Linked DNA regions of Homo sapiens: region 1 is linked to region 2. A link is an interaction called in ENCODE POLR2A ChIA-PET data of the cell type or tissue named here. Cell type or tissue: Panc1. All regions are shown on one strand. Links, peaks and the distances in the headings refer to the core of each region. The heading gives the core; the rest is flanking DNA.

Region 1 (15,241 bases), core at 2,300-10,299, 67 kb before region 2:
TCCCAACACTTTGGGAGGCTGAGGCAGGCAGATCACCTGAGGTCAGGAGTTCAAGACCAGCCTGGCCAACACGGTGAAACCCCATCTCTACTAAAAATACAAAAAATTAGACAGGCATGGTGGTGCATGCCTGTAATCCCAGCTACTTGGGAGGCTGAAGCAGGAGAATCGTTTGAACCTCGGAGGCAGAGGTTTCGGTGAGCCACGATCGCACCACTGCACTCTAGCCTGGGCAACAGAGCGAGACTCCAACTCAAAAACAAAAACAAAAAACAAAAAACATACGTGCCAAACAGTGAGCTAGGTGCTAGGGAATGAAGTGGCGTAAACAATCCTTAGCCTGGACTTATTCATGGCCTTAGTAGGAAAGGCAGCCAGTCAGGGTGCACAGGTAAGCTTTCCAAGCATGACAGGAGAAGGCACAGCATCAGTATTTCTTTCTTTAATTTTCAGCTGGAGAAGAATTGTGAGAAATCCACTTATGTCTGTATTCAGCTTGGCTCTGACTTCAGGAAAATAGGCCTAAATTAGAAAAGCGTGCTGGGTGGGGGGTGGGTAAAAAAACTCAACCAAATATAGGGAAGCAAAAGCCGGGGAAAACAGAAGTCAGGAATTTATTTCAGGGTTCTAAGCTTATGAAGCACGCAGTTAAAGAGGGCATTTGGTCTAATGTGAGATAAACCTTTCTAAATGATTTCTGGGTGTTATGATTTACAACTTGTGGATTGAATTTCATTGTTTTTAAAAATTAAACATTCTGTGGTTAGTACTGCAGAACCCTTTCCGTCTAACTCAGGTGACACTGTAGGTTCATGTTCTGCTTTGGTTCAAAGAGCCAAATACATAACCAATGGGGCTGGAAAACTGCTGGCACCTCACAATGGGAACCTGAACCACAAAAGACTCATCTAATCTAGAAGTCAAATTCTGCAGGTCCAGAGCAAGAGAGAAAGTTAAAATAATGGGCCGGATGCAGTGGCTCAGGCCTGTAATCCCAGTACTTTGGGAGGCCGAGGTAGGTGGATCACTTGACGTCAGGAGTTCAAGACCAGCCTGGCCAACATCGCGAAACCCTGTCTTTACTAAAAATACAAAAATTAGCCAGGCATGGTGGTGCACACCTGTAATTCCAGCTACTCGGGAAGCTGAGGCAGACAAGAATCACTTAAGACCGGGAGGCGGAGGTTGCAGTGAGCAGAGATAGCATCACTGCCCTCCAGCCTGGGAGGCAGAGTGAGACTCCATTTCAAAAACAAAAACAAAAAACCCAGAAAGTTATATAATGACTATACCCTTGCTTCTTGTTCTGTACTACCTCCAACTTATTATTTCATATTGAGGAAGGTCTGAAGCCTGTGACTGTTTTTGCTTTTTAAAAAGTACTAATCACAACATGTGCCAGGAACTATGTCAAGTCCTAGGGGTTGTGAAGTGTATGAGTGCTTATGACACAGTAAGTGCCCTAAAAAGGCTTACAGGAGACACAGAAGCCCACAGATAATTTCAAAAGAATAAAACAGATGCTAAGAAACGGGAGTAATCAAAGGGTTTCGCAGGATGGGAACCAACCACAGTCAGGGATTTCAAGTACTTCTTTGTACATAGAGCAAAGACTTTGAAGAGTAAGGCAAAAAAATGAAAAAAATGAGGGTGGAGAGATAAATAGTGACCAGATCCCAAAGAGATAAAGTGATGAGGTCCATAAAGAAGAATGAGATCTATCATGCAAAAGGGGGGTGATTAAAAGAAAATTTAAAGAAAAAAAGAAGTAATCACATCTGTACCCCTTTAAGGAAAGCATTTTGTGTAATTTTCAGAAAATATTCTAACATTTCAACTGTACCCCGGGACACAAATATTCCTGTCTTAGCAAACATGTTAAAAAAAACAGAGAGGAAGTTGGGATAGGGCCCCTAGGATAGGTGAATTTGACCTTAAGAATAAAGTATTTTCAAGGTAAGTTATCTCAAGATTCCACAATCTCCATTGGATTTGTGGGCTGCTTTTATTGTATCATTTTATTGTATCATTTATATGTATTTTAATTTGTTTAAGTTTAAAATCAGAATAACCCAATTTTAAAAAGACAGTAAAACCAGTATTTTCATGATTAGGTTTATGGAAAATGGGTTTCATTATGTTTCTATATTGGATCAATTATGCAATTAGGTGTATTGTTTCAATTCAGTTACCCTGTTTGTCTGCCAGTCTTCAGTGTTTAATGACTTACAACTATGGGGCAGCTTAGCGTAGTGGAAAAAAACATGGCTTTGGTGTCAGTCTTCCATTCAAACTCTAGGATCCACCTCTTACTAGCTATGTGACTTGGGGATAAAATTACCCATCTGAGAAGACTGTTTACTTATTCGTCCATTTGACAAACACACTAAGCACTACAGTAGTTGGTAGGAATAAAAAGTTGGGCAAGAAGACATAGTCCCTATTCTTATGGGACTGAGATGAGTTAGAGGAGTTCAAGGCAGGCACCCAAGGAAGTAAGACCTAACCCAAGGCCTGATGGCTAAGTAGGGATTAGTTATGAAAGGCCCAGAGGTAGGGAGAGTGCAGCGTCAGGTAGAGGGGGCTGCACGCGAGAAAGCTTGGAGGGGACAGAAAACTTTTTAAAGATATTAAAGAAACAGAGACTAGCCAGAGCACAGATGCAAGACTGATAGTCATGGAGATGAGACTGGACAAGTAGGTAGCATTGGGCCACCAAGGGCCTTGTAAGACAAGCTAAGGAAACTTGCCTTTATCCTAACCATAGCTGGGAGACCATGAACAAAGACACTGTACAGAAAGCACCCATACTGGTGCCAGCCCATAGCACCTGGCCAATCAACATTAATTCCTCTTCTAATCCCCAGGAGAATGGTTAAAAGGAATGTGTATTTCTTTTTGATTTGGAATAACCTGAAATTTTTCCTAAGAGTAATTTAAATGGCTAATTGCTTCCTATAAACATGAAGGGAAAGATAGCAGAAACTGACTAACAGTTGGTAGAAGAAAATAATACTGTGCCAAATGATGCCACCTGAGAAATGAGGTGCTTACTATGAATAACTCAACCTATGGTCACAGATAAGAAACTATCCGGGTAAAGTTAAAAGACGATTATGTAGTGAAGTCTACATAAAATGTAGCACTGCTCTGGGATTGTATCTTTTTAAAAATCAAAACAAGGTCCCTTAAATATTATTTTAAAAGCAATTTGTCACCCAGGAAATTGTTATGAATTTGTAGAAATTTGGGCAAAATTAAATAATAGAAATTTATCATTTCCCTACTGATTCTGCTCTGATTAAAAATAAACTCATGACTGTTATCACTTATAAATAAAACATCTTCCCTAAGCTCTTATATATAACGAATACGCAACAGAAAACAATTCTGAAAACATAGTTTGCCTTTCAGTTTATAATCTGCTGTGATTTTAACAAGGCACCATTGAATACTGGTCACCAGAAGCCTACAATCCATCTATAACCAATTAGTAAACATATAAACAATTAGCATGTTGGCCGGGCGCATTGTCTCACGCCTGTAATCCCAAGCACTTTGGGAGGTTGAGGCGGATGAACTGCTTGAGCTCAGGAGTTTGAGACCAGCCTGGGCAACATGACAAAAACCTGTCTCTACAAAAAATGCAAAACTTAGCTAAGTGTGGTGGTGTGTGCCTATAGTCTCAGCTACTTGAGAGGATGGCCTGAGCCCAGGAATTTGCTAATTCCTTTTATTCTTTTTTTGAGACAGGGTCTCCTGCCTCAGCGTCCCGAGTAGCTGGGACTACAGGCGCCCGCCACCATGCCCGGCTAATTTTTTGTATTATTTAGTAGAGACAAGGTTTCAGCGTGTTAGCCAGGATGGTCTTGATCTCCTGACCTCGTGATCCACCCACCTCAGCCTCCCAAAGTTCTGGGATTACAGGCGTGAGCCACCACGCCCGGCCTCAGGCAAGCTTTTTTGACAGGTTCCTTTTTTCTAATTCACCCAACTGCTAAAGATGCAAGTCCCTCCAGGGATCTTAATTCCAGCTTGCAACCTTAGATGGGCCCAAGGTTTTATCATTATAGTTAACATTAAGGTCCCTGGCTTGCTGATTCTCCTCCCTACAGCCCAGCGGAAGTAAGCACCACCTCACCATTCTGATTTTTCAGTGTTCATCATTCTCCCTTGCTCCTGTATACATTTTTTAAAAAGCTGGTTACATTTTACCCAGTATTTCTAAAAGAACATTTTCTTTCCCCTATCTTTCTAGGAGATAATTTTCAGGTTATCTAACTGATATGTCTAAAAACAGAAGTCTGGGCAAGTTATTGAGCCTCTCTAAACCTGTTTTCTCTTCTGTAAAATGGGGTAGAAAACTGTTGAGTGAACTAAAAATGAAAAAAATATATGTTAAGCACTTAGCCCTTTGACTGGTACACTGAGGGCATGCAATAAATGGTAACCATAACATTACTCTTATCAGCAAACCTTAAATTTTACAATCAGGTATTGAAACAAATTCAACCGGATACAGTGGGTTTTTATTGTACTTTGGCTTAAAGAACACTGGATATTCACTAGTCTCCCAAGTAATTGTGGACCATTGGTCCTACCCCACACCAATCATAAAATACACTATTAAAATGATCTGACTCTATTAATTAGAGCACATTTATTATGGAGGTCTGATTTGCCAACTTTGTTTACTTTGTGGTTTAGGTTAAAATTAGAATATTTAGGAAAGACTCCCCAACCTGGTAAATCAGCAGGTATTCTAAGTTCAAATTAACTGACTGATACATATTTAGGACTATAACCATTCAGAAGACAACAGTTATTTAATTTGGTTGTAAAAATGCTCATTCCAGTACCATGCATACACGTGAGTATCTATTAGGGAAAGAGGAATTTTTTTTTTTTTTTTTCAGTTGAGGTTTCACTCTGTCACCCAGGCTGGAGTACAGTGCTGTGATTATGGTTCACTGCAGCCTTGACTGAAGTGATTCTCCCACCTCAGCCTCCTGAGTGGCTACAACCACAGGCACACACTACCATACCCAGCTAATTTTTAAAATTTTTATTTTATTTAGCACTATGAAGGAATTAAAAAAAATTATTTGTAGAGATGATAACTCTTGCTATGTTGCCCAGGCTGGTCTCAAACTCCTGGGCTGAAAGGATCCTCGGGCCTCAGCCTCCCAAAGTGCTGGGATTATAGGCATGAGTCGCGGCTATAAAGTAAATAGAATTTTCTAAATAAACATGACACTTCAGTGGAATAATGAACACAATCAAGATTTTGAGTTTGACACTTAATTGCTATTTGACCTGGGGCAAATTACTTAGCGACTATGAACTTGCTTATTTCCTTATCTCTAAATCTGCCCTTCCTACTTTACAGAGTATTTATGAGAAACAAATGACACAGGGCGGTCATTAGTATGTGAAAGTTCTTTGCATACCATAATGTACTATAATTCCATGAAGCATTATTAAAGTAGGTTAAAAGGATAATATCCCAATCTGTTGCTGGGTATCATTTTCATATATAGAAATATAGAGCAGGGTGTGGTGGCTCATGCCTATAATCCCAACACTTTGGAGAATCTCTTGAGCCCAGGAGTTTGAGGCCAGCTTGAGCAACACAGTGAGACCCCATCTCCAACTCTACAAAAAATAAAAATATTAGCCGGGTGTGGCAGCATGCACCTGCAGTTCCAGCTACTAGAGAGGCTGAGGTGGGAGGACTGCTTGACCCTGGGAGTTTGAGACTGCAGTGAATTGTGATTGAGCCACTATACTCCAGCCTGGGTGACAGAGACTGTGTCAAAAAAAAAAAAAAAAAAAAAAAAAAAAAAAAAAAACAAAAACCAAAAAAGGAGGGAAATTCTCCTTGTCTTCTGGCCCTATGAATTACTCTAGCTACTCTCAAGCAGAGTCCTGTGTGAGACAGACTTCTAAATTTAAGCTAGTTGAAATAGCTTACTGTGCTTTAGGGTCATTATGTGGTCTATTTGGTCATCTGTGCACTCTCAGAACGCAGCAAAGGGTAAGTCCACAAGGGTGCGGAAAAAGCTTAGAGGGAAAAAATATATGCTGTAGTTTTTGCGTTGTGCTTTTCCGTATGAATGAGTAATAGCATTACACAAAGAACCCCTACAAAGAAAGAGCTGAGGTAATTGCCTCATGACATTAGTAAATGATTTCAGCACATAAAGGGAACTGGATGGCAGTAATTCAAGCAGTCTAAAAGACTCTGAAAAAGGCCACAAGCACTAAAAGAACCATAGATTGCTACCAATTTAGAGAATTTAAATTTTCTAATTCACAAGATAGAAATTAGTGTACATAATTCAATAAGCAAATTTTAGGGTGACTGACATCTTATCAGGTGATTTGTGAACAAAAGACAAATTATTTCCCATGCCAACTATTTACCATATTTTCCAGACTATATGATACTATAAATAAAGCCAAAATATCTGACATATTTTACTCCTTAATCCTTTTTATTAAATCCCTCAAAAAGAGCAGCTCTAAATTTTCATCAGTTCAGTAATTCAAACAGTTACGTATTGAGTGCCTCCCAAAGAAGCTGACTGGCTGGTGCACTCTAGAAGTTATCCCAGAAACCAGGTGCATACAAGACAGCAAGTGCAGAGTGACAGCCTTGACCCAAGATGTGCTTTATGATGTATGCTGTAACATCTCAGGCAGTGTACAAAGAAAGATGCAACTAAATCCTGTAAAATATTAGGCTATTAGGCTAATTTTTCCCTGCAAGAGTGGTACAACTTTTTGTTTGCTTTTTTTTTTTTTTTTTTTTTTAAAGAGATGGGGCCTCACTCTGTCTCCCAGGTTGGAGTACGGTTGATTGATCTCGGCTCACTGCAGCCTTGACCTCTGGGGATCAAGCGATCCTCCCACCTCAGCCTCTCAAGTAGCTGGAACAACAGACATGCACTACCACAGTCAGCTAACTTTTTAATTTTTTGTAGAGATGGGGTCTCGCTATATTGCACAGGCTGGTCCCCTCCTAGGCTCAAGCAATCCTCCCACCTCAGCCTCCCAAAGTGTGAAGATTACAGGTATGAGCCAACACACCTGGCCACAACTGTTTTATTTATTTATTTATTTATTTATTTGAGACGGAGTCTGGCTCTGTTGCCCAGGCTGGAATGCAGTGGCGCGGTCTCGGCTCACTGCAAGCTCTGCCTTCCAGGTTCACGCCATTCTCCTGCCTCAGCCTCCCGAGTAGCTGGGACTACAGGCGCTGCCACCACGCCCGGCTAATTTTTTGTATTTTTAGTAGAGACGGGGTTCACTGTGTTAGCCAGGATGGTCTCGATCTCCTGACCTTGTGATCCACCCGCCTCGGCCTCCCAAAGTGTTGGGACTTCAGGCGCTGCCACCACGCCCGGCTAATTTTTTGTATTTTTAGTAGAGACGGGGTTCACTGTGTTAGCCAGGATGGTCTCGATCTCCTGACCTTGTGATCCACCCGCCTCAGCCTCCCAAAGTGCTGGGATTACAGGCGTGAGCCACTGCGCCCGGCACCACAACTGTTCTTAGGTCACTTTTGTTTTGTTTTTTGAGATGGAGTCTCGCTCTGTCACCCAGGCTGGACTGAATGGCGCGATCTCGGCTCACTGCGACCTCTGCCTCCCGGGTTCAAGTAATTCCCCTGCCTCAGCCTCCTGAGTGGCTGGGACTATAGGAACGCACCACCACACCTGGCTAATTTTTGTATTTTTAGCCGGGACGGGGTTTCACCTTGTTGGTCAGGCTGATCTCGAACTCCTGACCTCCTGATCTGCCTGCCTCAGCCTCCTAAAGTGCTGGGATTACAGGCATGAGCCACCGTACCCCGCTTTAGGTCACTTTGGTAGCTGGCCAGAAGCTCATTTTTTTTTTAAAGACTTTAATGGCAATGATTAATGTAAGTTTTCTTCCTCCTCCCTTCCCTTGAACACAGCCTCGGCATCTTCTAAGCTTCAGTGTTTCTATGGCTATCAGAGTACATATGCGAGATAAAACCTATTCCACATCGCTGGGTTAGGCTGTAACAAGTTCTGGGAGATACTGATGTAGGATTAAGCTACAACTAGGCATTGGAAACAGCCAATTGGTAGCTCTTAAGATCTTGGAGAGAATGGAATCGATTCCTAATGTGGGAACAGCAAATTCTACTCCCTAAAATGAAAGGGGCTAATGGAAGCCTTATGATAAGAGTTCTTCCCAAATTTCCTCACTAGAGCAAAGTATTTGTCTTAGGCATGTGTGTAATTGTTGCATGACAGCATCAAGATATCCCATGTGGGGGCTGTGTGAGAAATCACTATGCAGGGTGCGCTCAATGTTTCCCCTTGTTGTGAGAGAATTCCTCTTCTATTTGACAACACAGATGTCCCTCACAGCACATGAAGCCTTCTCAGATACTACCCAGAGATCCCCAGAACAGGAGATAAATGGGTACAGAACCTTTTTATTACTCTGTTCTGCTGAATACAAGTCTTAGGAGAAAGGATTGTATCTTTGGAATCATGAAATTATTATGTATAAAACATATAATATGATCAAGAACATTAGGCCACAACGTCAAGGCTGCAGACAGAGGAGAACATTAGTGTCTAGAAATACAGAGGCCTATAGTTAATTTCAAAGGACTACAGTCTCATTCAGCAATGAACAGCTGCGATTTGTTTCTAGAGTTCGTGAATTCCCCTCAGGCAGTGACTTTTGTAAAAGCGGATAAAAAAGGTTTCCACTCCTTCTGAGCATTCTCAAGGTCTTTGCTGCATTCTCACATTTCACCCAAAGCCATAAGGGCAGCCTATTTACTCTGAAACTGCATGTCTTTGATACAGCTTTGGAGGGGATTATTTCCAAGAACTACATGTCATGCTGCTCCCTACCCTTTGCCATTTACTGCAACTGAACCCTCAGCCACACTGCAGTGTAATCTGCCAAAAAGGAATAGCTACTAAACTGAGAGCCCCCTTTGTCCATGAGGACCCAACTTGTGCTGTACTAATGTGGAAGGGAAACCATCCAAGATTTTCAATGAGTAGGTTTGAGGTATGCACCATTATAGACACAAACTGTCTTACTGTGATAGCCGGCTAGAGGTACCCTGTGATACATTTTGAGAAACACTTGAAGCCACAGAGCTATTTCTCTTTCAAACATGTTGACACCACAGATGTGAAGAAAAAAAGCACACACAGTAAATGAGCCCACAGCATACCCAAATGCTCTGAGAAGTTAGCCAAAACCGAGAAGAAAACTATTAATATTAATCTGGATCAGGGAATAGGATCAGTATGAACAGCTCAACAACTTGACAGCTGTGAATCAAAGTCAACCATAAGGCAACCTAGGAATCTCCCCAAAGACGTATTAAGTAGTTTAGGCCAAAAAAGTATGGGGAAATTTGTTCTCAAAGATTTCATTACCAGTAACATGAAAGTAGAAAGAGAGACACTATATTGAGGCTCTGAAATAGATTTACTATGTTTAGTCTCAAAGGCCTATATCAAGATCTTGTCTGGGATTCGATCTAAAAAAAATTTTTTTCGAGCTTCCACTAGAGAAGTTCAAAAAAAATTTTTTTTAAGGTTTTAAAAAAACTTTGGGAGAGATTCTGAACAGACAAGACAACTTAGATTGTTTCTAGTTATTCCTCAAATATGAAGTTATAACTCTTTAAATTTACCTTAGGGAGCATAAGGATTGAAGTCTGGTGAACAGGGATGGGATGAAGATACCTAGTTCTCACTGATCTCATGACCCCGTTATAAAAAGTAGATTCTTAAAAAATAAATAAATGTGTACAAAATACATTAACACACACACACATAAACACACTTATATACGTTTTGCAGGTCCATCACAACTTTGCATGATTGCTCTTCCATAATTGTTAATGACACAAAAACTTTTGTCCCAAGTCCAACAATTCTCATGCCTGCTGCAGAGACGAAGCATTTGGTTTAGGAGTACAAATGAATTAGATATATGACTACAAGTAGTATATTGGGTGACAATGAAAGTGGCTATTTAACACAGCAGGATTTTGGCCTAAGCTTTGGCCTGTATTTATGACTACATAAGTCTGGGGATTACAGCCAAAAAAAAAAAAGACTGGAAATTCAGAAGGAAAGTTTTTTTGTTTAGTTTTGAATAGTTTTACTCTTAAGACATCTTTTTGTGTGTTGTTTACGAGATGACAAGCAAAATCTGCCACCTCAGAGTGTTCTCTTACATTCCTCTAATGGCGGGGAGAAGATTCTGGTTCTTACCTCAGAAAAGAAAAAGCAGAACTTATTTCAGGAACATCAAGGTATTAACTGTCAGAGAGAAAAAGCTCTGATAAACCTACCAGGAGGTGTGCAGGCATCTGCAGGAGACTGAACAAATGTGGATCGCCTTTTGGTTGGCATGGGCAAAGCCATCTTCTGTTCTTTATGCTTTGCCAGTGCAGCCTGAACTGCTTCTGTGTGGATATCTGAAAAAGCAAACATTTGCATTTATTAGCTTCCGGCTCTTGAAAGTGTTTACCACTGTGAGCTGAACTATCACTGCCTCAATTGTTTAAAAAAAAAAAAAAAGGTAAAGGGGACGTTCAGATGATTTTTATTTATAATTTGATTAAGACCAATTAGAAATAAAAATCAAAAACAAAAATAAAAGAAGCCAGGGATAATTTTACGGAGGAGGAAAATGAAGTCCAGAATGATGTGTGACTCCTTAACACACCAGACAAAGAGTTGACAGAGATGTGGGGAGGTGGGTGGGGACAGAATACTGAGTCTAACATGCATCTGTGCCAAGCAGGAAATTCTGCCTCAAATGGAATGAGCGCTGTGCAGGTGCCTGGAGAACACTCATTATTTTTCAAGAAAAGAAGCTTAGGATTTTCTTAACTGAAAGAAAATTTCTTTCAAGTCTGAAAGAAAACTTGGTTGAGACCCCTCAGTTCTATGCCACAGGAAGAGAAGGATTTATTTTGATCTAGAAAAACATAAGGGCAGATGTTAATTGTTTGCCACTTTGGGCACAAAAAATTTCAGCTCTCTACTTGAATGTCTAATAGGAATCTCAAAATTAACACATCCAAACAAAACTCTTCATTTTCTACCCCCACTCCAAAGGTCACTCTATAGTTCCACAAAATTGAATCATACTGTACACAGTATTTTGTATCCCGCTAAAAAAAAAAAAAACTCTTACAAAATCTTACTGAGGTAGATAACAGCTGAGGTAGCTTCCTAAGTCACAAAAAAAATAGTTTCCTTTTGTCTAGGAATGGGCCTAATCCACAAACAAACTATCCTTCCATACCGCTCTGTAAAGTAAATATACCCCTTATAAGAGCTAGACCAATGAGATCCTCTTTTTTAAATTTAAACTCTGAATCAAGAAACTGCAGGTCCTAAATGGAATCACTTTAACGACAATGTGACAATGCCCTAGAAAGAAGGAAGGTTTTAAACTTCAAGGTTGAGATTCCCAGAGTTATCTCTCCTTTCTAGGGGTTTTTCAAATGTTGATTTGTTTCTATGACCTACCTCAGCTATTTAAGGTAGCCTATGTAAGTTGACCTGTTTTTTTTGAGATGGAGTGTCGCTCTGTCGCCCAGGCTGGAGTGCAGTGGCGCAATCTCAGCTCACTGCAACCTCTGCCTCCCAGGTTCAAGCCATTTTCCTGTCTCAGCCTCCCAAGTAGCTGGGACTACAGGTACACGCCACCACGCCCAGCTAATTTTTGCATTTTTAGTAGAGGTGGGGTTTCACCATCTTGGTCAGGCTGGCCTTGAACTCCTGACCTTGTCATCTGCCCGCCTCGGCCTACTAAAGTGCTGGGATTACAGGCGTGAGCCACCACGCCCGGCCAGCTTCTGTTTCTTGCAACCAAAAAACCTCCACTAATACAAGGAGAAACACCTCACTGTGTACAGACCAACAACATAACTTTTAAGGGCTGCATAGTATTTCACTGCATGAATGTGCCATGATTTACTTACACAATTCCTTATTATCAGATACTAGGTTATTTCCAAATTTTTGAAATTATTCATAGAAAGAATAATTCAGTATTTTCACCTTAGCACATGTCTAATTATTTTCTTAGAATTAATTACAAAAACTGCTGAGATCAAAGTATATGTACTTATTTCTTCAGAAATGTTTCAAACATATTTCCTAAAAATAAGGAATTTTCTCTTATATAACCCCAGGACATTATTCAAAATCCAGAAAAATTGGCCGGGTGCAATGGCTCACACCTGTAATCCCAGCACTTTGGGAGGCCTAAGTGGGTGGATAACTTGAAGTCAGGAGTTCAAGACCAGCCTGGCCAACATGGTAAAACCCTGTCTCTACTAAAAATACAGAAATTAGCCAGGCATGGTAGCACGCACCTGTAATTCCAGCTACTCAGGAGGCTGAGGCAGAAGAATCACTTGAACCCAGCAGGCGGAGGTTGCAGTGAGCCGAGATCACACCATTGTACTCCAGCCTGGGCGACAGAGCAAGACTCTGTCTCAAAAAAACAAAACAACAAACCCCAGAAATTCTTGTTTTTCTTTTTTTTCTTTCTTTTTTTTTTTTTTTGAGATGAGGTCTTGCTATGTATGCTGCCTAGGGTTGGTCTTGAACTGGGCTCCAGCGATCCACCCGCCTCAGTCTCCCGAAGTGCTGGGATTACCAGCCAAAATACAGAAATTCAACATTGATACAAACTATTATCTAACCCACAATCCATATTCCAACATAGTCTATTGTCCCAATAATGTCCTCTATAGGTTTTCCCTCCCACCTTTTTTCCTGATCTGGGATCTACTGGAGGAAATCCTACTTAGTTGTCCTGTCTCTTGATTCCCCTATAATCCAGAACTGTTTCTCAGCCTTACTTTGCCTTTTATTATCTTGATATTTTTGTACAGACTAGTTATTTTGTAAAATGTTCTTTAATTTTGGCTTGCTTGATATTTCCTTATAATTAATTTCAGGTTATGCAATTTGGCAGAAATACCATAGAAATAATTTGTTGTCTTCTTCTTTTTTTTTTTGTAAAGATGGGGTGTCACTACATTGCCCAGGCTGGTCTCCAACTACTGGTCTCAAGGAATCCTCCTGCTTCAGCCCCCAAAATGCTGCACTGGGATTACAAGCATGAGCCACCATGCCCAGCCAGAAATAATGTCTTTCTCAAAACATGATGTCAGGAGGTGTCTGCTCCACTATGGTAACATAACTCTAATTGCAAAGTTGGTTACTTTGGTCACTATGGTATCTGCTAAATAAACTCACTGTAAACTTAACCATTCTTCCGTTTGCAATTAATAAGTAATTCATGGGAGGATACTTTTGAGACTATATAAATGTTACATACTTTGTCAACCTTTCAACTCACTAGTTTTAGCATCCATTGATAATTCTTGGTGGAATCAACTTTTTTTTTTTTTTTTTTTTTTGTAAATAGAGATGGGGTCTCCCTATGTTGCCCAGGCTGTCTCAAACTCCTGGGCTCAAGGGATTCTCCTGCCTTGGCATCCAAAAGTGAATAGGATTACAGGTGTGGGCCACCACACCTGCCATTTTTTTAAAAAATATTTTTTATTTTTAATGGAACATTTCACGAGTTTGTGTGTCACCTTGCTCAGGGGCCATGTTAATCTTCCCTGTATCGTTCCAATTTTAGTATATGTGCTGCTGAAGTGAGCACGGAATCAATTATGATAATAACAATTACAATATGATAATTTTATAGCTCTACCATTTCTTCCATATTTATTAGTTGGTATTTATTATAAGAAAAAGTTTTCCTGGCCAGCATGGTGACTCATGCCTGTAATTCCAGCACTTTGGGAGGCCGAAGAGGGTGCATCACCTGAGGTCAGGAGTTCGAAACCAGCCTGACCAACGTGGCAAAACCCCATCTCCACTGAAAATACAAAAATTAGCTGAGCATGGTGGCGCATGCCTGTAGTCCCAGCTACTTGGGAGGCTGAGGCACAAGAATTGCTTGAACCTGGGAAGCGGAGGTTACAGTGAGCCAAGATTGTGCCACTGCACTCCCGCCTGGGTGAAAGAGCGAGACTCCATCTCAAAAGAAAAAAAGAAAGAAAAAAAGCTTTCCTTTCTCCCTTAGTTATTTATATCACTATGAGCCCATGGATTCTCATTTTATTCCATGACTATTCTGTTACTATCATTATTTTGATGCTCATATTTTGGCAGACTTGGCCAATAGGAGTCCCTTCATATGGGTTCTTATGTCCTTTGGACACAGTTCCTTAATTTTGAGCAGTTGTTTTATGACATAAGATATTCCATGCTCATGAGGTACTTTTCCTCCTCCAGACCTAGAATTATACCTTTCTTCAAGGAAAAGTGGCTCCTTTTAGTGAAGAATGAATGGTATTTAGAAACCAAATCTTAGAAGCAGGGGTACTCAGTGCTATTGGGGTATCTTTTCTAAGCCCTTTTGGTGGATCAAGAAATTCATATACATATAACTACATCTGTTTCTAACTATATTTAAAATGATGAGTTCATATTAATACCTCCATTTCCAATTCAATATCATTCTAATTTTCCCTCTTTCCACTTATAATTCCCTTCTCTAATAGGATGAAACAACATTTTCAATATATTTTACTCATTTCTTAATCCTACCATACACAGGAAGTACATTTTAAAAATTGTTTATTTTTTATTTTTGGGACAGGGTCTCACTCTGTCACCCAGGCTGGAGTGCAGTGGCATGATCTCAGCTCACTGCAACCTCCACATCCCAGGCTCAAGCAATCCTCTCACCTCAAACTCGTGTGAGTAGCTGGGACCACAGGTGCACACCCAGCTAATTTTTTGTATTTTTGGTAGAGATGGAGTTTCACTATGTTGCCCAGGTTGCTCTCAAATTCCTGGGCTCAAGCAATCCACCCGCCTTGGCCTCCCAAAGTGCTGGGATTATGGGCGTGAGCCACTGCACCCAGCCAAAAATTGCTATCTTACGTCAATATGAAAAATAAATCTTCTAACTAGTGTTCAGTATTTATTTGTAGTCCTTTTGGTCTTTAGACTGAGGACATATAGTTAAAGTATCATGGTCAAAAGCTGTTTGAGTTAGTTCTCATCCTTTCCTGCTTTGATGTGGTTATATAGTTCACATAGTTAGGTTCATTTTTTTGTTTATATTCTATAAGTCTTTCCCAATCTTGCTGATTAAAAGTTAACATGTTCCAAAA
Region 2 (15,241 bases), core at 3,972-11,971:
CATCTAGAAAACAGGCTACATTAATGGGTATGTGTATATAAACTTCAAGTCATTTATAAGAATCTTTAAGCAATTCATCATGTTTCTGTCTTTTTACTCATTACATAAAATGAGTATCTTATCTCCTGTGCATCTGAAGTGATACCGGCTACGTACTATCCTTGGGAGAACTGAAGAGGTTCACTCAGTTTTCTGTAGAGGTTATCTGTGGAACTCTCATTGATATATATTCTTTTTAAATAGAACATTTATAGAAATTGACTACATACCAGATCATAAAGCAAGTTATAAAAAATTCAAAGAACTGGTATCAGGCATATCGCTTCATCTGTCAACAATGCAATCAAGCTGGGTGTACTGGCTCATGCCTATAATCCCAGCACTCTGGGAGGCTGAAGTAGAAGGATGGCTAGAGCCCAGCCTGGGCAACAAAGCTAGAACCTGACTCTACAAAAAACTTAAAAATTAGCCAGGCATGGCAGCATGTGCCTGCAGTCCCAGCCACTCAGGAGGCTGAGACAGGAGGACCGCTTGAGCCTGGGAGGTCAAGGCTGTAGTGAGCCATGAACATGCATGCCACTGTACTGAAGCCTGGATGTCAAAGACTTTGTCTCAAAAAAAAAAATGCAATCAAGTTATAAATCAATAAAAGATAACTTCTGTAAAGGTCAGCCACAAAAAAGTCTACTACTGTGCTATTTACTTATAATGTACACAGTGCATGTAATGCATATATATACACAGTCACTTGACAACGTTAGCTCACAAGAAAATGAAATGAGGTTGGATATATGCTTGCATGCTGCCAACAAATTTCCTTATTAAATTTAATACATTAGGTTCTCAAAAACTGTATATAATCAATCATATTTAAGAACATTAAAGAGTTTGCTATTTAAAGGATTCAGAGTAAAACCTTTTGTACTATAATTATTGCCTAACTTGTCTGCTCTCGGTTCTTTCAAAAGCTTATTCTGTATATAGCACAGTGTTGAATGCACTATCACTATCTAGGAGCGTACAATCCATCAGAAGCTTGCATGATGCAAAACAATGCAAGAAAGGAATTTGGTACTCTGGTCAATGCCAAGGTCAGCATTTCCCCAAAGTGTTCTTCTAATTCAGCAAGCCAAGGCCTGGAACCAGGCCATGGCTTTCTCATCATTGTGAATTTATCCTTGAGCAGTTTCTGAAAAAGAACTTCAGCAGAAAAATGAGCTTTAATCACCTAAGGTGAATAAGTAGCTTAAAAACCTGAAAGACAACCAATAATCTTCCTAATAAATAAAATGGTGGGCCAAGTCATACCTCTCCCTTCTCTTCTCTGCACTAAATATCACAAAATGACTTGAGTCTTTTTTTTTTCCAAAGGCAAGGTCTCATTCTGTTGCCCAGGCTGGAGTGCAGTGGTATGATCATGGCTTGCTGCAACCTCGACCTCCTGGGCTCAAATGATCCTCCCACCTCACCCTCCCGAGTAGCTGGAGCATGCAACCATGCCCAGCTAGTTTTTTGGAGACGTAGGATTTCACCATGTCGCCCAGGCTGGTCTCAAACTCCTGGGCTCAAGCAATCCACCCGCCTTGGCCTCCCAAAGTGCTAGGATTATAGGCATGAGCCACCGTACTGGCCAAGATGTTTTTTAAAAGACTCAATTCTCAAATACCTTACTTGCGTAGCCTAGGCAGTAAGATTAAGACTAAACCAAGCGTCCATTTCTTACACTGTGATATTTTTTCTTCCCAGTTCCTCCCACCCTGCCTAGTCTTCTTTTCACACCTGGACACAGTACAGGCAACACTATATTCTTTGCTTATGTGTAAAAAGGGCATGACCTTGCCTACTTTTAACTGTCACCACTCATTTGCTTGAGAAAAAATAGTTATGTGTGAATATTAAATTAAATATTATTATTTTTTTTTTTTTGAGACAGAGTCTCGCTCTGTCGCCCAGGCTGGAGTGCAGTGGCCGAACCTCGGCTCACTGCAAGCTCCACCTCCCGGGTTCACGCCATTCTCCTGCCTCAGCCTCCCGAGTAGCTGGGACTACAGGCGCCTGCCACCACGCCCGGCTAATTTTTTGTATTTTTAGTAGAGACAGGGTTTCACCGTGTATGCCAGGATGGTCTCAATCTCCTGACCTTGTGATCTGCCCACCTCGGCCTCCCAAAGTGCTGGGATTACAGGCGTGAGCCACCGCGCCCCGCCAATTTTTTTTTTTTTTTTTTTTTTTGAGACAGAGTCTCACTCTGTTGCCAGGCTGGAGTGCAGTGGTATGATCTCGGCTCACTGCAACCTCCACCTCTCAGGTTCAAGTGATTCTCCCGCCTCAGCCTCCCGAGTAGCTAAGACTACAGGTGTGCACCACCATGCCCAGCTAAGTTTTGTATTTTTAGTAGAGACGTGGTTTCACCATGTTGGCCAGGATGGTCTCAATCTCTTGACCTCGTGATCCGCCAGCCTCGGCCTCCCAAAATGCTGGGATTAGGCGTGAGCCACCGCACCCAGCCCCCTAAATATTAAATTTTAATTTAGGCTGGACTTAGTGGCTCACATCTGTAATCTCAGCACTTTGGGAGGCCAATGTGGGTGGATCACTTGAGCTCAGGAGTTGGAGACCAGCTGGGCAACATGTCTCTACAAAAAATACAAAAATTAGCCAGCCACAGTGGTGTGTGCCTGTATTCCCAGCTACTAGGGAGGCTGAGGTGGGAGGATGGCTTGAGTCCCAGGGGCAGAGACTGCAGTGAGCCAAGATCACACCACTGCACTCCAGCCTGGGCAACAGAACCAGACACTGTCTCAAAAAAAAATTAATTTAGATATTGATTATATTGCCAAGAGATATGTATGTATTAACTTATACATAAGTATCTTTGGTACAACTATACCATTTGTGAGTGTGCAAGGCCCTGCTACATCTCGTTCTATTAGTAGATTCGTAAGAGGGAAGAGGTGGGAATTACTTCAGTACATTAATATACAAGCTTGAGGTTTGAATTACATGAACCTGACCAAAGCTGACAAGCGGGACTTCCAAAACCCCAAGAGTTCCTTTGTAATTCAACCCTGAGTGGCTAATAACATGAGAAAGAATTTTTGCTCTCTGATCACAAAATGAGAATGTTGAATTATACAACTGGAGCAATAACTATGCACACCAGGACTGGATGGAGCACAGAACACAGGGGTGAAGATGGTGCCTAGCACCAAACTCCCATGCAAACAGACTGGGGTCATTGGAAGCTGGGCATGAGATAGGGTAAGATTTAACAGCTAAAATAAAAACAACAGGTTAAATACAAAGCCAGATATAGTAAGAATGTACAGAAACATTATGAAGGCCAACAAAAACAGCCTAAAGAAGGAAGAGGAGTGTTCACGAACTGGCTAAAGTATAAAAACCAAATACAAAAAAAAAATGTAAAATATTTTACATAAAATATAAAAAGCTGCCGGGCGCGGTGGCTCACGCCTGTAATCCCAGTACTTTGGGAGGCCGAGGTGGGCGGATCACGAGGTCAGGAGATCGAGACCATCCTGGCTAACACAGTGAAACCCCATCTCTACTAAAAATACAAAAGAAAAAAATTAGCTGGGCGTCTCTAGTCTCAGCTACTCAGGAGGCTGAGGCAGGAGAATGGCGTGAACCTGGGAGGCGGAGCTTGCAGTGAGTCGAGATCGCGCCACTGCACTCCAGTCTGGGTGACAGAGCAAGACTCTGTCTAAAAAAAAAACAAACAAACAAACAAAAAAATATATAGATATATATAGCAAACACCCTTTAAATGAAAAGACTTTCCCTGGTCATCATGTTCCACGCACTTTGTACTATACACATAAACACACATTACTACTAATCCCTCATTTGGCCAATGCTGAGGGCCTGCTACGAAAGTCAGGCACTGGTCTAGGCACTTGGGATGTGCCAAAGCAGACAAGGGTCCCCTTGTGGAGCTTAGATTGAAGGAACAAGACAAATTATACCATAACAGATAAACAGATTATATGGAATGATAGAAGGTAGAAAGCACTAAGGAAAAGTTAGAAAAAGAGAGCAGGGATGAGGGCTTCCAATGGGTGAGGCAGGCAATCCAGCAGACCCAGTTGAGAATGTGAGATGTGAACTACACCTGGTGGTGGTGGTGGTAGTGGTGGTGGTGGTGGTGGTGGTGGTGGTGGTGGTGGTGGTGGTGATGGTGGTCATGGTGGTGATGGTGGTAAGACCAGGAGGAGTCAGCCCTACAGATATCTTGGGAAGAGGTTTCCAGGGGGAGCCCTCCAGGAAGAGGAAATAGCTATGCAAATCAATGAATTGAGAAACATAAACATGTTCTAGGCTTTATCACTAAAGCAAATATCAGACTTCTCCCACTCACTCATTCATCTTTAAAAGGTAATTTTTGGAAGGGGAAAAAAATAAGTACCAACACCCAGATTTTACAGAAACCATTCTAAAAACAAGCCACTGATTTAAAAACTTATCTACCTCTTTCAGTAGATAAGTGAATGTTTTCCTGAGCTGTCCAACAGGGGGAAAGATGATCTTGCAGGCAGTAATCCCAGGCCAGGTGCACCCTACCCAGCCTCCAGTGAACAGATTTTCACTCCCAACACCTGAAGTACCTCTAGTTTATGAATAACAGGTAGATTTGTCTTTCTCATTTGCAAAGTATTATTGATACCCACATTTATGCACGCTACAACAAGGACATTTCTGTGGAGAACAGGAATCAATTTATTCTAGTATCAACACAGTTAAATAATTTAAAAAGTGAATTCACAGAAAATATTTTGTCCTCATCCAACACTAGCTGGTAGGGGCCAGGGATGGTTTTGGATATCACTTGAGATGTCAAAAGATGTCTAAATCAACTGTCCTGATTTTATCTATAAAGACTGAGGGGGCAGAGATATAATTCAAACATACATGATTCTTGAATTTACTTGTCTCCTACTCTGAATGAGTAAAAGTTAATTACTTACCATCATGAAAATAGTTCTTTCTGATTCTATAAAGTTGCACCATCTCTGACATTTGAGGTAGCTTACTAATTAAAAACAAAGGTTCTCAATATTTCAATTTTTTTTCCCTGCTCAGTTGAGCTGCAGGAAATGGAAGCAGTTGAATGTGAATATAAATACGGATGTCCTTAGAGAACTGTTGTCATAAATTACATGATCAGGAAAAGAGCAAAACAATACAAAAGATCATAATCTCAAAAATCTCCTATTGCCATCGCAGAAAACAGGTAATTTTTATAGAAATGGTGTTGATAATAGCTGTTACACTAATAAATAACAGTGACTCCAAGTTCCCTGGACAAAGGCTATGATTACACCCTGTCAAGCTTTCTATGTTATATTATACGAATAGCTGGTTAAAATGAAGAAATAATGAAATCAGACCATCCCTTCAGGGGAAACAATTGCAGTGTTCAAGAGTTGTTTTTTTGTTTTGTTTTTTGTTTTTTTGAGACTGAGTCTTGCGCTGTTGCCCAGGCTGGAGTGCAATGGCGCAATCTCGGCTCACTCAACTTCCGCCTCCCAGGTTCAAATGATTCTCCTGCCTCAGCCTTTCAAGTAGCTGGGATAACAGGCATGCACTACCACACCCACCTAATTTTTTGTATTTTCAGTAGAGACAGGGTTTCACCATGTTGGTCAAGCTGGTCTCATACTCCTGACCTCAGGAGATCCACCCACCTTGGCCTCCCAAAGTGCTGGGATTACAGGCGTGAGCCACCGTGCTCAGCCTGTTCAAGAGTTTTTAAATTTTAATTTTTTTTTTTTTTTTTTGAGACAGGGTCTCACTCTGTGGCCCAGGTTGAAGTGAAGTGGTGCCATCTCGGTTCACTGCAACCTTCACCTCCAGAGCTTAGGCAATCCTCCCACCTCAGCCTCCTGAGTAGCTGGGACTACAGGTGCAGGCCACCATGCCCTGCTAATTTCTGTATTTTTTTGGTAGAGATGGAGTTTTGCCATGTCGCCCAGGCTGGTCTTGAACTCCTGGACTCAAGCAATCTGCCCACCTCAGACTCCCAGAGTGCTGGGATTACAGGCCTGAGCCACTGTGCCCAGCCAAGAGTTTTTTTTTTTTTTAATGTTTATATGTGTTGACCCAATACTTCTTCTAGGAATCTACCCAAAAGAAAGACAAAAATGTGTCCACTCAATGGGAAAGGATAGGAGAGGGGGGAGAGGGGAGGGGGAGAGGGGAGGGGGAGAGGGGAGGGGGAGAGGGGAGGGGGAGAGGGGAGGGGGAGAGGGGAGGGGGAGAGGGGAGGGGAGAGGGGAGGGGGAGGGGGAGGGGGAGGGGAGAGGGGAGGGGAGGGGAGGGGGAGGGGGGAGGGGGGAGGGGAGGGAAGGGGATCTGAAGACATCTTGGAAGATGCTGGTAAAGGATTATCATCAAAGCTGCAACTGAAAGAAAGAATAAAAAAGGGAAAGGAGATGTTTTATATTCTCATTAGAGAAAGGAGAGCAGGCTGCTTTGTAAAAGCATCCATTTATAGATGACCAGAGAGATGACGCAGTGGCAGTCACGAGGAATTTGGTGTTGCAAAAGGATACATTTTAGAGCAATGTGAGAAGTAGTGGAAAAGCCAGGTAAAATAATATGTTCCAGAAGTCTCTAAGAGGAAGAGGATGGAATCAGGGGGTTGAGGGAGGGAAAAGGAGGGTAGTGTGAGGGAGGAACAGAAGGCAGGCCAACAAAAGGACTTGTGTTAAGATTCTCCCTAAGGGTGTAAGTCTAGAATTAAAACTACTTAACTTTTTTTAAATATATATATTCAAGAAGGCCACATCTTGTGATGAAGGTTGAATCCAATGTTTCCAAGACAGTATCATCCTTATTACCTTAATTATGTGGCTAACCCAGTTTTTATAAATGATCAGGATTCCTGGTCTCTCCTTCCTCTAAAGGAAAGAGAAAAAGTCCTTTGCTCAGTAATGCAAAAGTGGGGTAGGTGCAAATGACTTGACGGCATTAAAGAAACTAAATCAAACTCATATTTAGAAATTACTTGAGTTATTTCTGAAACTTACATCAGTCAGTCATATGGCTGCTCTGGACCCAACCTGAAGGAATTAAGTGTGACCCCGTTCAGTTCAGCAAGCGTGCTCACTTTATCTCACTAAGTTTGCATAAAGAAAAGGAAATCTGAAAGACTGAAAACAGCTCAGCCAATGAGTAAAACTATCAAAAGAACTTGACTGTTCAGTTTTCATCCTTCTCCTTAATTGTGAGAATTCACTTTAATGCATACTTTATGTGCACAAAGACTGAAAATGTAATTACAAAAAAAGCAGCTCTAAAATACTATTAAAGCACTCTGTTGTTTCGGCTAAACAGGAGTCGGCAGTCATCACACACTTGCCAGTCTGTATCACTTGTGACTCAGTCAAGGACTGAACAGGAAATGTGCATGAGCCACCCTCACTGACTCCCATGTGCTGTGTTCTCCTCCTCTCAAACTCCCCCAGATCCATCAGACAACACGCATCCCATCCTCTGATTCAAAGAAGTGATGCTCGTTTGTATTAACGCTCCTCCATGCATAGAAGGGCTCAGCACCACCTAATGGTGCTATATTAAGGTAACACTCTTATTTTTAACCTTTTCCCTGTTTAGAATAATCAAAAAAGTGAGATAGCTGCTGTCTGCGTACTCCAGTTATTTGCCCAATGGATAAACTAAGAAAATTATTTAGATGAAGTACTATGATACTGACAAAGATCCAAAGATTTCAATATAAGATGCCAGATTTTCAAATGCCTTTTCTTAAAATATTTTTTAAATGATTTAAGTAGTTATGTTGTCAAATAATTAATAGTTTCCCCATTCCAACATGTGCTATTGAGCCCTTAAAAAGAATGAAGTAAATCTACATATGTTGACATGGAAAGTTCTCTAAGATAATTATGTGAAAAACAAGGTGCAGAAGAGTTTGTGTAGTGGAGTGCCTTGGTATAAATGGTGTCTCTGGGTATATATTCTTGTTTTGCCTAAAAGGCCATAGAATTCACAAAAGACTGGGGAAATTGGTAAGTTTCCCTACCTACATAACAAAAAAACTAAATTATTTCTTTTAAAATTTAAATTTCTAAAAGAAGTTAGTGGAAATATTTACTCATATAAATATCTGACTACATTTAAAGTAAATACTAATGATTCTTTCATAAAAAGTAATAACCACCAAGTTTTAAGGAAATATAACTAACCAAGACAAGTGACAGCTATTTTTAAAAACACGTAAATAAGATTTATCTAAATATCTTGGGTTATCCAACTCCTTAGTTACCGAATTCTCAGTCTATTTTTTTCATCTGTTTATTTATTTATTTAGAGACTGGGTTATGAGACTGGCTAAGTTTTGAATTTTTGGTAGAGGTGGGGTTTCGCCATGTTGCCCAGGCTGGTCTCAAACTCCTGGGCTCAAGTAATCCACTGTCTCAGCCTCCCAAAGTGCTGGGATTACAAGTGTCAGTGACGGCACCTGGCCATGAATTCTGTCTATTTTAATTCCACTTGAAAACTGTCTCTTTTAGGATCATCCAAACCAGGTCAACCTTCTGAGAGGTTCCCAGTCCTGGAGACAGGTCAAAAGTGAAGCTCAGACTGGTCTGGCACTTATACAGCCATTAGGAAGAGATGAGCAGAAAAGCTCTAAGATTCCACAGCCCAGACTGGCTATGGATATTAACGACCTGCCTCCAACCATCCATACCTGTTCTTTTGTTAATCTGTTTTTACCACCATGCAAGAGAGACAACCAAACTCATACAGTCAAAACTGAGTCATAAGACCCTCTCCCAATTTTTTATTTTTTGTTTCTACTTATAATTCTTACTTTTATACTTCTAAAACAATTCTATCCCTGTTAAAGACTCCTTTCGATATACTAAGTTTACTTACAAGTAAATTTGGAAACATGGAACTTCAACTACAAAGCACTCATAAATGACCTTGAATTCTTCTTACATGAACCAAAGTCTTACAGCCATGGACTTCTCAGACTAGAATACTACATGAAGATGGGAGCACCTATTGGCAAAGTATGATCAAATTATTCTGCTTTACTGAACATTATAAATTCCTTACATACAGCAGAAAGATATGTTCCAGGAACTACTGGAGATCACAAAGGTACAAAGAAATCCTACTCCTTGAGGGTGATAAGGCAAGACTGAGAGTGGAGGAGGAGACGGTGGGAGCACTTCAATATATTCCCAGGAGGTCACGTGCCAGAGGCTATTTATTTACTTTCTCATACATTTTTACTTGAGTCCATGGGAGATTTTACTTCTATGAATAAATGGCTTATTTTATAATGTAAATCAATACACAGACTTGTTGCTGAATACGTTCAACTGTCACAAAGTAAGAAAACTGTTCTAGAGGAACATGTATGTAGTATTCTCCTCAATGGCCACATTAAATATAATCTTGACGTACTTGATACTTTCTGTTAATAAAAAACTGGCTGGGCTCAGTGGCTCATGCCTGTAATCCTAGCACTTTGGGAAGCCAAGGCAGACAGATTGCTTGAGCCTAGGAGTTCAAGACTGGCCTGGGCAACATGGTGAAACACCACCTCTACAAAAACTACAAAAAAGCCCAGGTGTGGTGGTGCATGCCTGTAGTCCCAGCTACCCAGGGAGGCTGAAGTGGGAGGCAAGTTGAGGCTGCAGTTGAGCTAAGCTGTGATCGGGAGCCATTGCTCTCTAGCCCTGGTGACAGAGTGAGACCCTGTCTCAAAACAAATAAATAAATAAATAAATTTTTAAAAAATGAAAAACCTTACCAGTTTACTCTCCTAGCTAAACAGATTCACCACCACACAAAGGGTCAGAGAATGTACGACTGTGTGCACGACTAGCTTGCAAACACGCATCACCAGAGTCAGCATGGTTTTGCTCTCATTATTAGAGCCAATGGCTGTGAATGTGTTTATTCCTTTTAAAATGCAAGCTTGAGCTTAATTTATATGGCCAATTTAACTTAACAGTAGTATGAAAATCATTTTTAAAACATATCATGTTATTCAAAGTAGATATTTCTTTCAATAAAAAGAAAATGTCAAAGCACATAGTACTACATTACAGTTAAATGCAAAAAGGTGAATCTTGGAATCTGCAGGACAAGCCCATTAAGAGTTGTCATTCAAACCTGACAGTTATTTCACATTGTTAAAATAAGCCAGATAACGCTACCTAAAAACTAGTAATGTGAAATAAAAACAGCAAAACATATAAACTGATATAATACCAAGACAGACTAGCAACGCACATTTTATTATATATAAAACCATAAATATCTTTTAATATGTAATATTAGAGGTGGGTTAAACTTTTTAAATATATTTTGATATTTTCGATGACTTTTTCCTATTTGACAATTAATGTTGAACTCTCAATTAATAATCTGATCATGTAAGCTGCTTCACACTTATATAAATGCAGTATACTGTTATGTAAGTCCTAAACTATATCATATGAGGTAATACACGTACCAAGCTTAACACTAATACGTATTGACTTTACAAAATTAAAGAAAATTCTGCTGAATTCTAAACTGAACCGAAACATCAGCCAAATACAAAAGAGTTTCTTTTCTTGTAAAGGCCTCATCAATAAAATTAAACCTAAAATAATTCTCATAAAATCCCTTGAGGTAAACACTATTCTTATAGGTATGGGAATTCATATCAAAGAGAAAATAGCTAAAGATGTCATGGTTCATATTCAAACTCAGGACATCTGTTTCTGTGCTCTTAATTATTGAGGCAGTGGAGAAGGGTTGGTTGGGCTTTGATACCTCACATTTAAAAAGAAACAAAGGAGGCTGGGTACAGTGGCTCATGTTTGTAATGCCAGCACTTTGGGAGGCTGAGGCGGGTGGATTACCTGAGCTCAGGAATTCGAGACCAGCCCAGCCAACAGGGTGAAATCCCACCTCTACTAAAAATACAAAAAAAATTAGCAGAGCATGGTGGCAAACACCTGTAATCCCAGCTACTCAGGAGGCTGAGGCAGGAGCATCACTTGAACCTGGGAGGCGGAGGTTGCAGTGAACCCAGATGGCGCCATTGCATTCCAGCCTGGGCGACAAGAGTGAAACTCCATCAAAGAAAGAAAAGAAAAGATAAGAAAAGAGAAGAGAGGAAAAGGAGAGGGGAGGGGAGGAGAGGGGAGGGGAGGAGAGGGGAGGAGAGGGGAGGGGAGGAGAGGGGAGGGGAGGGGAGGGGAGGGGACGGGAGGGGAGGGGAGAGGGGAGGGGAGGGGAGGGGAAGGGAGAGGGGGGGGGAGGGGAGGGGAGGGGAGGGGAGGGGAGGGGAGGGGAGAGGAGAGGAGAGGAGAGGAGAGGAGAGGAGAGGAGGGGAGAGGAGAGGAGAAAAGAGTGTATTCCTAGTAGGAACTACTGATTTCCCAATAATGCCCACATCTCATCTCTACTTGTGGCCTTAGGTGATTCAGTAATCTCTGATGGGCTCTTTCTCATCTGCAAAATGGGTGGAATAATTTTTAGGTTGGGACATATCCTTAATGGACTGCTTTGTGTTTCCTTTTTTTTTTTTGTTTTGAGACAGAGTCTCGTTTTGTTGGCAGGATGGAGTGTAGCAGCGCGATCTCAGCTCACTGCAACCTCCGCCTCCCGGGTTCAAGTGACTCTCCTGCCTCAGCTTCCCAAGAAGCTGGGACTACAGGTGCATGTCACCACGCCTAGCTAATTTTTGTATTTTTAGTAGAGACGGGGTTTCACCATGTTGGCCAGGATGGTCTCGATCTCTTGACCTCGTGATCCGCCCACCTTGGCCTCCCAAAGTGCTGGGATTACAGGCGTGAGCCACTGCACCCAGCCAACAAGTTCTACATTTTTAAAAGACTGAACTCCACTCTGGTCTTAAACCAGGACATTAAGTCTAGGGCTATACACAAGTTCTACTTATTGTATGGGTTTTAATTCCAGCCAAGTATATAAAACAATGAGAAAGGCTGTAGAAGCATAAACTTAAGTTTAGCTCAAACTGAAATTTGGTTGCCTTGTGTGCAAATTCAGGAAGTACGGAGAATAGGTCTAATGGCAAGGACTAACACTGACAACTTGTCATATTTAAATTCTCCAGTGAACAGGTCAGCCATCAGTGCCTAGAGAATATGACAATGCCCAACTGCTTTGGAGTTCAAAGAAAGGAAGAAAACCAACATTTAGAAGCACCTATTACTGACAGGCTAGAGGCTTTCAGGTGCACGATCTTATAAAAAAGCATCATACTATTAGTTATGAACCACTAAAGAAAATAAATAATCTGGCCGGGTGCAGTGGCTCACAGCTTAATCCCAGCACTTTAGGAGGCCGAGGCGGGCAGATCACAAGGTCAGGAGTTCGAGACCAGCCTGACCAACATGGTGAAACCCCATCTCTACTAAAAATACAAAAATTAGCCAGGCGTAGTGGCGTGTGCCTGTAATCCCAGCTACTCAGGAGGCTGAGGCAGGAGAATTGCTGGAACTCAGGAGGCGGAGGTTGCAGTGAGCTGAGATCGTGCCACTGCACTCCAGCCTGGGTGACAGAGTGAGACTCAGTCTCAAAAAAAAGAAGAAAGAAAATAAATAATCTAAAAGTTAAGGCCCGGCGCAGTGGCTGATAACTATAATGCCAGCACTTTAGGAGGCCAAAGCAGGAGGACTGCTTGACCCTAGGCAACAACATGAAACCTTGTCACAACAAAAAAAATTAAAAATTAGCCAGACATGGTGGCACTTGTCTGTAGTTCCAGCTACTCAGGAGGCTGAGGCAAGAGGATTGCCTGAGCCCAAGAGTTCGAGGCTGCAGTGAGCTACGATGGTGTCACTATACTCCAGCCTGGACAACAGGCTGTCTCTAAAAAAATAAAAATAAAGATCGGCTGGGCGCAGTGGCTCACGCCTGTCATCCCAGCACTTTGGGAGGCCAAGGCAGATGCATCACTTGAGGTCAGGAGTTCGAGACCAGCCTGGTCAACACGGTGAGACCCCCGTCTCTACTAAAAACACAAAAATTAGCTGGGCATGGTGACACATGCCTGTAATCCCAGCTACTTGGGAGGCTGAGGCAGGAGAATCACTTGAACCCGGGAGGCAGAGGTTACAGTGAGCCAAGATCGCACCACTGCACTCTAGCCTGGACAACAGTGCAAGACTCCATCTCAAAAAAAAAAAAAACACACAAAAATAAAGAAATAAAAGTTAATAAACAATATCGTTTTAGTCCCCTGATACGTAAAATAGCAGCCAGAATGCAAAAACTCTCATTTATACAATGTAGTATAAGAATTTTATCATATGGCTGGGCACGGTGGCTCAAGCCTGTTATTCCAGCACTTTGGGAGGCCCAGGTGGGATGACCGCTTTAGTCCAGGAGTTGGAGACCAGTCTGGGCAACATGGCAAAACCATGTTTCTATTAAAAAAAAAAAGAAAGAAAGAAAGAAAGAAAAAGAAAAATTAGCCAGTGTGGTGTCAAGTGCTTGTAGGATACACTCAGGAGGCTGAGGTGGGAGGATCACCTGAGCCCAGGAGGCAAAGGATACAGTGAGCTGAGATCATGCCACTGTACTCCAGCCAGGGAGACAGAGACAATGTCTCAAATAAATTAAAAAAAATTATCATGCATAATTTGGATCTCACCCCCAAGAATTTTAAAAAAGGAATACAATGGGGAAAAGATTAGGATTTAAAAAAAAAAATCAGATGGGTAAACAAAAAGAAAAATCAATATCATAAAAGGCTAGAATAACTTCAGGTTCAAGAATTGGGCATTAAATTTAGCTTCTAGTTTCTTGGCCTTCAAAGTCCATGGAGAAGTAAAACAGATTATTGAATTCCTGCTCTTTGAAAAAACTGTCTTAGCCTATTTTGTGCTGCTATAACAGAAATCTGAGACTGCACAATTCATAAAGAACAGAAATTTATTATTCACAGTTATGGAGGCTGAGAAGTCCAACAGCAAAGCATCTGGTGTCTGGTAAGGGCCCTCTTGCTGAGTTTTCAAAGGGCAGAAGGCAGAAGGGCAAGCTAGCTGAACCTGTGTGAAGTCTCTTTTATAAGGGCCTTAATCCCACTCCCAAGAGAGAAGCCCTCATGGTCCATTCACCTCTTAAAAGTCCATCTCTTAAAAGTATCACATTGGCAACACCTGAATTTTGGAGGCAACACATTCAAACCATAGCACACAGAAATCTAACTTGAAAGTGGAGTTTCCTAGATGGGTTCTGGTCTATAAATACACTAAAATTTCATAACATCAAATTTTGATCAATCTACACATTTTATATTAAAGTCTAAATTCTTGTTTGTTTTTAAACATGCTTTCACTGGAAATGATCATAATAATGATCCTCTAGTAGCAGATGCTGTGACAATTAAAACAACATTCATGCCAGGCATGGTGGCTCTCAGCTGTAATTCCCAGCACTTTGAGAGGCCGAGGTGGGTAGATCACAAGGTCAAGAGTTCGAGACCAGCCTGGCCAACATGGTGAAACCCCATCTCTACTAAGAATACAAAAATTAGCTGGGCATGGTGGTGCGTGCCTGTAATCCCAGCTACTCAGGAGGCTGAGGCAAGAGAATTGCTTGAACCCCGGAGGCGGAGGTTGCAGTGAGCTGAGATCACGCCACTGCACTCCAGCCTGGGCAACAGAGCAAGGCTCCGTCTCAGGAAAAAGAAAAAAAAAAAATCACTCCTTGGGCCACAACTGTCCTCAATTACTTCTCCAGTGGGGGCCACAAATGGCATCTTCAAAAACAGAGAGAAAGCAGAAACACAAGTGTAATCCCAGAATTTTGGGAGGCCAAGGCAGAAGGCTCGCCTGAGCCCAGGAGTTCGAGATCAGCCTGGGCAACATAGTGGGATCCCACCTCTACATAAAATTAAAAAAAAAAAATTATCCAGAAACGGTAACATGATCCTGTAGCTTCTACTCAGGAAGCTGAAGCAGGAGGATTATCTGAGCCCAGGAGTTTGAGGTCTCAGTGAGCCATGATGGCGTCACTGCACTCCAGCCTGAGAAAGTAAGATACTATCTCAGAGAGAGACAGAGAAAGAGAGAGAGAGAGAGAAACAGGAAATGCCTATCTCCTCTGCCCCCTTACTTTCACCAGTTAAAAGGCAGAGAACAGATAAAAGAGAGAAAGCAGTAAGAGGATCTTGGAAGATAATTAATCCCCGATTAGCATATATTTCCACTGGAATATT

The links. ChIA-PET counts read pairs that join two places held together with the same protein. Peaks named below come from ENCODE experiments on the same cell type or tissue, not always from the same donor. Only the 100,000 strongest peaks of a DNase experiment are listed, where the experiment ranks them.
Region 1: POLR2A ChIA-PET joins it to region 2 with 5 read pairs; 3 of 35 experiments call an interaction of 5 or more read pairs at or near these places.

Annotation. Positions count from the first base shown.
Region 1 is chr12:50,655,448-50,670,688 of GRCh38, reverse strand. It overlaps DIP2B (disco interacting protein 2 homolog B), which reads right to left. Exons shown (of 38, transcript NM_173602.3): 4 at 10,370-10,495. It also overlaps the pseudogene RNU6-238P. Among named protein-coding and RNA genes, the nearest start is that of ATF1, 100 kb to the left of the region's middle. RefSeq lists an enhancer at 9,226-9,285. In Panc1, for the core only: no CTCF peak of the experiment used is centred there; a DNase peak (open chromatin) is centred at 6,068.
Region 2 is chr12:50,589,849-50,605,089 of GRCh38, reverse strand. The region is part of intron 1 of DIP2B (disco interacting protein 2 homolog B); the gene reads right to left. Among named protein-coding and RNA genes, the nearest start is that of DIP2B, 92 kb to the right of the region's middle. In Panc1, for the core only: a CTCF peak has its summit at 7,521; DNase peaks (open chromatin) are centred at 6,739 and 7,339; H3K4me3 peaks cover 1,062 bases; H3K27ac peaks cover 3,230 bases.